Regions from separate parts of the Homo sapiens genome. Here regions 1 and 2 are each linked to region 3. A link is a contact called in ENCODE Hi-C or POLR2A ChIA-PET data. All regions are on one chromosome and are shown on one strand. The core of a region is the stretch at or near the end of the contact, and the rest is flanking DNA. Distances in the headings are between cores, read along the strand shown.

The links. A loop is a pair of places that touch in the nucleus more often than their neighbours do. ChIA-PET counts read pairs that join two places held with the same protein, here RNA polymerase II (POLR2A). Pooled maps may share reads with other maps.
Region 1: a loop to region 3 is called in a pooled map, with 2.7 times the contacts of the local background. The contact joins two enhancer-like sites. A Hi-C loop is called at or near these places in 1 of 168 maps with a recorded cell type or tissue (HepG2) and 1 of 50 pooled maps. POLR2A ChIA-PET finds 5 or more read pairs at or near these places in 5 of 52 experiments (AG04450, Caco-2, K562 and 2 more).
Region 2: a loop to region 3 is called in a pooled map, with 2.3 times the contacts of the local background. The contact joins the promoter of LINC03108 here to the enhancer-like site in region 3. A Hi-C loop is called at or near these places in 3 of 168 maps with a recorded cell type or tissue (DLD1, endometrial microvascular endothelial cells and mucosa of descending colon) and 2 of 50 pooled maps. POLR2A ChIA-PET finds 5 or more read pairs at or near these places in 2 of 52 experiments (GM10248 and K562).

The regions. Positions count from the first base shown.
Region 1 is chr1:234,596,783-234,599,482 of GRCh38, forward strand. No RefSeq gene overlaps it. Among named protein-coding and RNA genes, the nearest start is that of IRF2BP2, 12 kb to the right of the region's middle. RefSeq lists an enhancer at 2,569-2,700. Within about 2 kb of position 1,323, at least 33 of the 41 ENCODE cell types and tissues checked have a DNase peak (open chromatin) inside an H3K27ac peak, as active enhancers do.
Region 2 is chr1:234,979,460-234,982,159 of GRCh38, forward strand. It overlaps LINC03108 (long intergenic non-protein coding RNA 3108), which reads right to left and starts at 1,317. Exons shown (of 2, transcript NR_186308.1): 1 at 1,197-1,317; 2 at 1-884. RefSeq lists an enhancer at 76-579.
Region 3 is chr1:234,822,571-234,825,270 of GRCh38, forward strand. The region is part of intron 2 of LOC107985365 (a long non-coding RNA gene); the gene reads right to left. Among named protein-coding and RNA genes, the nearest start is that of LINC02961, 64 kb to the left of the region's middle. Within about 2 kb of position 1,286, at least 2 of the 41 ENCODE cell types and tissues checked have a DNase peak (open chromatin) inside an H3K27ac peak, as active enhancers do.

The sequences.
Region 1 (2,700 bases), core at 73-2,572, 230 kb before region 3:
AATGTTATTTTAAAACCATATTTCTGGATGAGATTGCAGGGAGTAAGTGTAGACAGAGAGAGAGGAAAAAAAAAAACCATCTGAGGACTAAGCTTAGGGGCACTCCAACAAGTGAGACGATGAGGAATCAGTGAAAGAACAGCCAGTGAGGTTGCAGAATGAAGAAAGTGGTCTCTGGAAGCAAACTGAAGATACTGTTTCTTAATACCTTTATATTTAAGGTTAGAAAGAGGTGGAGCTGGAAGTTAAGAGTAAGCCGTCTGACCCCAGAGGCCATGTTATTTATCATGAGATATATGTGGGGAGTGAAAGAGCAAGTGAACCAATGAACAAATAAGTGAATGAATGAATGGCTATGGCCAGATGTTGGTTCCTTCATGTAATTTTTCCTCTCCAATCTCTCAACTCTTGCACATGCCATCTCTTTTCCTTTCATATTTGTTTATTTAACAATAAATATTGTTATTTATTTTAAAGTGTTTGTAGACATGGTGTCTCACTATGTTGCCCAGGCTGGTCTCAAGTGATCCTCCCACCTCGGCCTCCCAAAGTGCTAAGGTTACAGGTGTGAACCACCACATCCAGCATCTTTTCCTTCTTAACTGCTTACAATTCATCTTGTTCACGAAGAGTTTCAACCTAATTCCATCCATGTCCTCAACCCCTCAGCAAACATGGCCTAGATGAAGGATCTCTGGCTTGGTCTGGTCATTCCTTGAGACTCAGCTCAGCCAGTATTTGTTACTGAGACCTTGAATCATTTCTTTCCAGTGCTACAAATTTTGAGGCTGACAAACCCAACTCTTCATGACCTCTGAAGACTTATTCATGAATCCAGTGGCTCCTGTGTAAAGAAATATGATTTACAAGAAAATTAAATGATTTTTTTACAAACACAACGTTTTTACCAAGGCCAAAATCCAATGAAGATGCTCTTATTTCCCATTATACATCATTTTTATTGATTCCTTATTTAAACAAACCTTAACAAAAATGAAATATGTTCAAACATATTTTCAACCCACTCACCTCCAGCTGCTACCAGCCACACATATACCATCCTTGCTTTTAAAGTCATAAATGGAGTGAGGTAGACCATTTTGGTGGTTCATAGGCAGGCTGAGCCTTGAGTAAATGAATCTGAGCATAGGGTGTTTCAAGAAAAATATGCATATTCTTTTTTTGTGATATTTTTAGTTCCAATGAAACTATACATCCTCCAAGGTGATGATAACTTCGAGAATCTTCTGGTACTGTGATTGAAACCCAGTGAGTACTCTAGCTACAAGACACTGGCCTGAGACAATGCATTTTCTGTGATGACAGCAGGGGGAGCCCCTTCTCTCCAGTGTTTCAAAGCGATTTGCTATTATTCTGTTTAATATAATAACTGAAAGTCTCTATTTTGGGTGGTAGGCACTCACTGTGCCCAATCACCTAATGATGCCCTGTATGACAGCACCTTCTCATGTCTGGTTGATAAATGAAAAACCAGAAATCTGTCATAGAAATTACCTAATTTGATATTTTAGCCCCCTCTGAGGCAAGTACATCATATATATATATATATATATATATTTTTTTTTTTTTTTTTTTTTTTTAAGACAGAGTCTCACTTTGTCGCCCAGGATGGAGTGCAGTGTGGCGATCTCGGCTCATTGCAACCTTCGCTTCCCAGGTTCAAGTGATTCTCCTGCCTCAGCCTCCCAAGTAGCTGGGATTACAGGCATGCACCACGGCGCCCAGCTAATTTTTGTATATATAGTAGAGACAGGGTTTCACCATGTTGGCCAGGCTGATCTCAAACTCCTGACCTCAGGTGATCCACCCGCCTCGGCCTCCCAAAGTCCTGGGATTACAGGCGTGAGCCACTGTGCCTGGCCTATATTTTTTTTTAATAATTGCAAAACAGACACAAAAGCTAATTGAATTACCTGAGATGACTGCGCAAGTCCCAAGAACATCTGGAGATTTCCTGACCTTTATTCTAGTGGTTTTATCTGGGGGCAGAACTGGACAATTCTGAGGTGTTTTCAGAAAACCTTGAATTTGCATCTCTCAGCATAGTTCCCTCTCAAAGGTCTTTGTGAAGGAGCAGAGCCACTGAAATTGCATTGCTGCTGTGTTAAAAACAGCCACAGGAAAAGAGCAAGAATAATTTCCTAGGAATTGCATTTCAACCCGGAAAAGCTTCCAGATTCCTCAGTAACATATATAAAGAGCAGAGTGCATTGCATGATTTCCATCTCAAACTTCTAAATGGTTTTTGTGCCTATTATCTAGAAAGAAAAATATGTTGGTGAAGGAAGTCTTTGGGTAGGGTTGTGTCTAGGAATTCACAAGCCTGAAGCAAGGCTTTTTTTTTTTTTTCTAGCCTCCTATCCATTCACCGGTTCATTCACTTTTAAACAATCACTAAAACTATTACACAATACTTATTCCACAATCTAGTTGCTACTTCTGGTAGCCAGCACCCTGCCCCCCCAACTCCAAGGCTGGTGATGGAGAAATAGTTTAATGTCAGTTTTTTAAAGTGACAGGGGTCATGCTGTTCATTTTTTGAGAAAATACTGCAGAGTATTAAAGGGAATAATTAATAAAAATTAGCAGTTAACTAATTGGGTAGAACCTCAGGTGCACAACAATGCTATGATCAAAGAAAAACTTTTTTCTTCAAATTTAAATAAAAGTTTCTTGATA
Region 2 (2,700 bases), core at 67-2,566, 160 kb after region 3:
CAGGCCATGCCCCTCACTGCCAGGCAGGGGAAGCAGAGGCGAAGGAGGAGGGCCCACTGCGCCCTAGGACTTGGGAATAGCTCTCAGCACCACGGTGGTGGGCTCCATTGTATGTCTTCCAGGACAGGGGCCCCTTCTTCTGGAAAGTACCCCCTCCCTAGCACAAATCAGAGTCCAGATGTGAGCAGGCATCAGTTCAGCTCTTCCCAAGCCGCAGTGTTTGAGCCAATGATGGTCACCTGGCCCCAGTGAAGGCCGTGAAGGCCCCTCTCTGTCCCTTTCTGGCAGTGAAGTCATGAGGTACAATAAGCAAAAGCTGCCATCGTGCACATTACCTGCCATAGAGAGGAAGCTTAGCAAAGAGATTTAGATCAGTATTCAGAGGAAGTTGAGGCGTGAGAAAAGAGAGAGCACGTGGCAGTGTTGGCTCCCAGTTGCAGGTGTCCAGGGTCACACAAAGCCCCCTTTTAAAAGCCCAGGCTGGTTTGACTTGCATTTCTCTCTCTAGAAGCTCTCAAGTCCTTGTTGAATATGGCAGTGACTGGATGCTGGCCATCCTACCTGAACTAGACCAGCCGAGCCTCTGCTCTGGCCAAGCAAATGGGAGGAGATGGAGGGAGAAAAGAGGAAATGGGAGAGACTGGGCCGGAAGAAGAACCCCTGTCCAAGGTGATGGAGGGCGTCGGAACACAGAACACCTGTAGCAGTTTTGCAGAGGGCTTCCAATTCTTTATCAAGCCTGCACCCGACTCTTAGGTTATACAGTCTTAGGCACAAGCAATTATCTGAATAATTGGAGTGTTTCTTAGAAGAGGTTTTAGGTGTCAGCAGCGATGTCTGTTCAGACGGCACACTAGTGACAGATCCTTGGAAAACTCCATGCTCTAGAAGAAAAAGCCAATCCTGACTTTTCACTTCGGAATGTCTCAGCTCCCCACCTGACCCTCTCCTATCGTATCATTGGCTAAATAGACAAAGGGACCACAAGAAAACTACCTCCTCCTTCAACTGCCTCCTCCATCAGTCTAGCGCCTGCCTAGGTGGAGCCCCTGAGAACTATGCTGCTCCCCCAAATGCAACTCCCACAAAGGAGGGAGCTCTTGAGGCAGGCACAGATCCAGGATTTGCCTCGGCTCTCTATGTCACTAGCCTCTCTCAGCTGAAACCACAGGAAGGCCTCAGGTCAGAAGGCTTACCCAATGTGAAGCAAGGTCATAGGGTCCAGCTGAGCCCCCTCACTCATCCAAAGGGGTCAAGGGAGGGCCAGCGGCTACAAGGGGTCAGAGCCTCAGGTTTGACTCCAAGTTCAAAGAATCTAGCTAAAGCCACACTGTGCCCCCTGGCACCACCCTCAGAAACAGATCCAATCCTGAGTCAGAGAGGAAGCAGACACTCACTGAATCACGCATCCACTTCCTCCTACCCACAGCCGCTCAGCCAAGACCAGCAGCCGCTTCCAAGGGACAAATTAGTGACTGACACTCGGAAAAGTTGATGCTGTAAAGGAGAGCAAGCAGGGCGCCACGCACGCGGTGTGAACCACCAGGACCGAGTTTACTGTGGCTCCCCACCCCCTGCATTTTTCAGAGTAAAACTGCACATTTTGTAACAGCCCCTATCCTGTCCTGCACTGACCTTGGCTGTGTTATTTTTCACTTCCCTGTTCAGAACACAGCCACACTTTCCAAATGCCATGAATCATCACCACCGAGCAACGGCCATTTAGCAAGGCAGGAAACCACTGCGCACCAGGCCTGGAAGGAGTAGCTCCCTGCAGTGGGCCTCTCCCACCCTGGCTGTTCGTCGTGGCAAGAGTCCACCACGGAGGCTGGCAGGGCAGAGTTGCCACCCCATGTTCTCAGTTTCTCCACCATCGTCCCTGGGGGCTTCCAGTTCCCCCTTGCACTAGGTCACAGGCAGCGTTAGCCATCTTCTGACTTTCCCGAAGCCTCTCTTGGTTGCATTGGCTGAAATGAAGCTGTCACCTTCCAATCTCGGAAGGGAGAGAAATTCTTGGTGACATTGGCTGAAGTGAAGCTGTCATCTTCCTATCCCAGAAAGGAAAGAAATGGGGAGACCCATTCGAGACCAAGGGAGGCCAGGCGCCATGGCTCACGCCTGTAATCCCAGCACTTACGGAGGCCGAGGCAGGCAGATCGCTTGAGTCCAGGAGTTCGAGACCAGCCTGGGCAACATGGTGAAACCCCGTCTCTACTAAAAATACAAAAATTACCCAGGCTTGGTGGTACATGCCTTTAGTCCCATTTACTTGTGGGGCCGAAGCAAGAAGATCCCTTGAGCCAGGGAGGTCAGGTAGATTAGATCAGGTGGATCTTGCACAGACATCAACAAGACATGGGACGTGCATTCTGCCTGCAAGTGGCCTTGCAGTTATAGGCAAATGTCATCCTGTCATCCTTTATGACCAGAGCCATGCAGGCTTCTAGATGCCATTCAACCAGTTCCTGAAAGTAGTCACCGGTGAGTCCATAAATCAATCAATCAACAAAATATTATTACCCTCAAATGGTTATCAAACTGTTCTGTGCTAGGCACCTGGCACCATGGCTCTCTGAATAACATATGTCTGCCTTCATGCCAGCCTTAGTTCCTCATGTAGTAATGATATCCTCATATGAAGTCATTATTTTTGCCTCTATTTAACCATAAACAGTACCATTCAAAAGTAAAATGATCTAG
Region 3 (2,700 bases), core at 36-2,535:
CTCACCTGAGTTTAGTCACGTTTCTGTTGGCGTAAGGAAAAGCATTTTGCAACCACATCCACCCAATGATAGGATGGGAGGCCTCTCCACATAGTGAGGGTGGACCCTGTGTTTGCTGCAAAGGCTGTGCCACTGTCCACGTGGGATGCTGTAAAAGGGACTTCCACCTGGGTGGGCGGTGACATCAGCAGACCCCTAGGGTCTTTTCCAACTCAAAGCTTCTTTAATCATATGGTTTCAAGGCCAGGCACGGTGGCTCACACCCGTAATCCCAGCACTTTGGGAGGTCGAGGTCAAGAGTTCGAGACCAGCCTGGTCAACATGGTGAAACCCTGTCTCTACTAAAAATACAAAAATTAGCTGAGTGTGGTGGCTTGCACCTGTAGTCCCAGCTACTCGGGAGGCTGAGGCAAGAGAATTGCTTGAACTTGGGGGGCAGAGGTTGCAGTGAGCCTAGATCATGCCACTGCACTCCAGCCTGGGCTACAGAGACAGACTCCATCTCAAAAACAAAAACAAAAACAAAAAAAAAATCCTATGGTTTCAGGTAATGGGACTCTGGAAAGAATGGTGGCAGGACATAGGCTCTGAACCTGCAAGAAAGAATGATGGCTTGAGAAACAGAATTGATTTGATGTTGGGGGCCATCCTTACTAACAGGTCCCCCATGAGCAAGCTAATCCAATTCACGAGACAGAAGCTGGTCATTTGGATAGCTAAAAAAAAAAAAACCATCAACCATGACCCAGTTTCAGTGACAGTGCACAGTAATGGCCTCAATTAGGCGGAAATTGCTGGCGCTCCTGTTCTGCTTCTCCATGCTCATCCTCCTGAGCACTTTGCACCTTGATGGCGATGTGCGGTTGGTACACAATGTGTGTGAAAGGCGCTGGCATAAAAGTGGTTTTATGGCTGTAGCTTGGGTTTGTAAGCAGAGCAAACAGAAAAAAAACTCAGGAATAAAAGGGGCAATAAAATAATTACATAACGCTTTGAACTCACACTAAATACCACCTTTATTTCAAAGCTCTCAATGTGTTTTACAGGCAAGTTTAGAACTGTAGTCGAATCCCCTTTTATCACAGAGGAAACTGAGTCACTGTGCAGCGAGGGCTGGAGGGCATACAGGGTTTGTTACAAGGGAGGACTCTCGGAGACACCCCCAATAGAAGCCCTTCAGGGAGCGGGCCAGCGGGAGAGCACCCCCGACCACACCTTTGTTCTGCATTTATATGTACAGATTCTTATCCCTACGTATAAATTCTACCCACACATCCCGAGCCATGTCTGAGCCCCTTGACTCTGGCATTAACAATAGGAATAACAACACTTACCAGTTTTGATGCCTACCATACATCAGGCACTGCTTCCCCTACACCTCACTACCATCTGTGAGGTTGCTGTTATTATCCTCATTGTGTAAATGGAGACAATAAGAGGTTCAATGCTCTGGCCAGGTGACACCCCACACCCTCCAGCCCCAAACACACACACACATACCAGAGGTGGCCTCAGAGCACACACTTTCCTTACCACGGACACCTGCTTCCAAAATTAAAGAACCAGATTAACATTTTTCCAAAGAAGCCAGAAACTTCTATTTATCCCTCCAGTCTTCATTTCAGAATACGGAGAAGACCAGGACAGATTCTGACAGGCTTCCCTTAGAGTTGAAGAAAACAGTTTGGAAGACAAACAGCTAAAAAAAACAAAACCATGAGGTGAGCTGGACAGGCATTCTAAGATCTTAACTGTAAAGAGCTCCATAAAAGTTATAAGAGATTGTTAAATAATGGAGAGAATTCCAGAACTCCAAAAATATTACTATAGAGTGTTCAAATGAGGAAGAAGAATTTTTTTTTTTTTTTTTTTTTTGAGATGGAGTCTTGCTCTGTCACCCAGGCTGGAGTGCAGTGGCGCGATCTCGGCTCACTGCAAGCTCCGCCTCTCGGGTTCATGCCATTCTCCTGCCTCAGCCTCTTGGGTAGCTGGGACTACAGGCACCCGCCACCAAGCCCAGCTAATTTTTTTGTATTTTTAGTAGAGACGGGCTTTCACTGTGTTAGCCAGGATGGTCTCGATCTCCTGACCTCGTGATCCGCCCACCGAAGAATTTTAAAGTATTTATTGTTCTTAGATTTTGTGTGTGTGTGTGTGTGAGTGTATGTGTGCTTACTATTCAAAATTTGAAAACCGTCCCATTGAATGTATTTTAATTGTCTAATATGGGAACAACTCAAGAGTGACAAGATTACATGTCACTGACACAAGAACTACCCACTGTGGATTCTGCGGGACTCAATCACTCCTTCTAGGGCATGGCCACAGACCCCCCTAGCTCCAAGGGAACTCTGGCTAGCTACTCATCAAACCCGCTTCCCTTTCCTCCTGGGCAAGCTGGGCTCTATTTCCCAGGCTATTTGCAGTTGAGCATAGCCATGTGACTGGGTTCCGGCCAATTTTCCCTCTACCAGCGATCTGTAAAACTTCCTGGGCCGGTCATGGTGGCTCACACCTGTAATCCCAGCACTTCGGGAGGCTGAGGTGGGTGGATGACCTGAGGTCAGGAGTTCAAGACCAGCCTGGTCAACATGGTGACACCCTGTCTCTACTAAAAATACAAAATTAGCCAGGTATGGTGGCGCATGCATGTAATCCCAGCTACTTGGGAGGCTGTGGCAGGAAAATCGCTTGAATCTG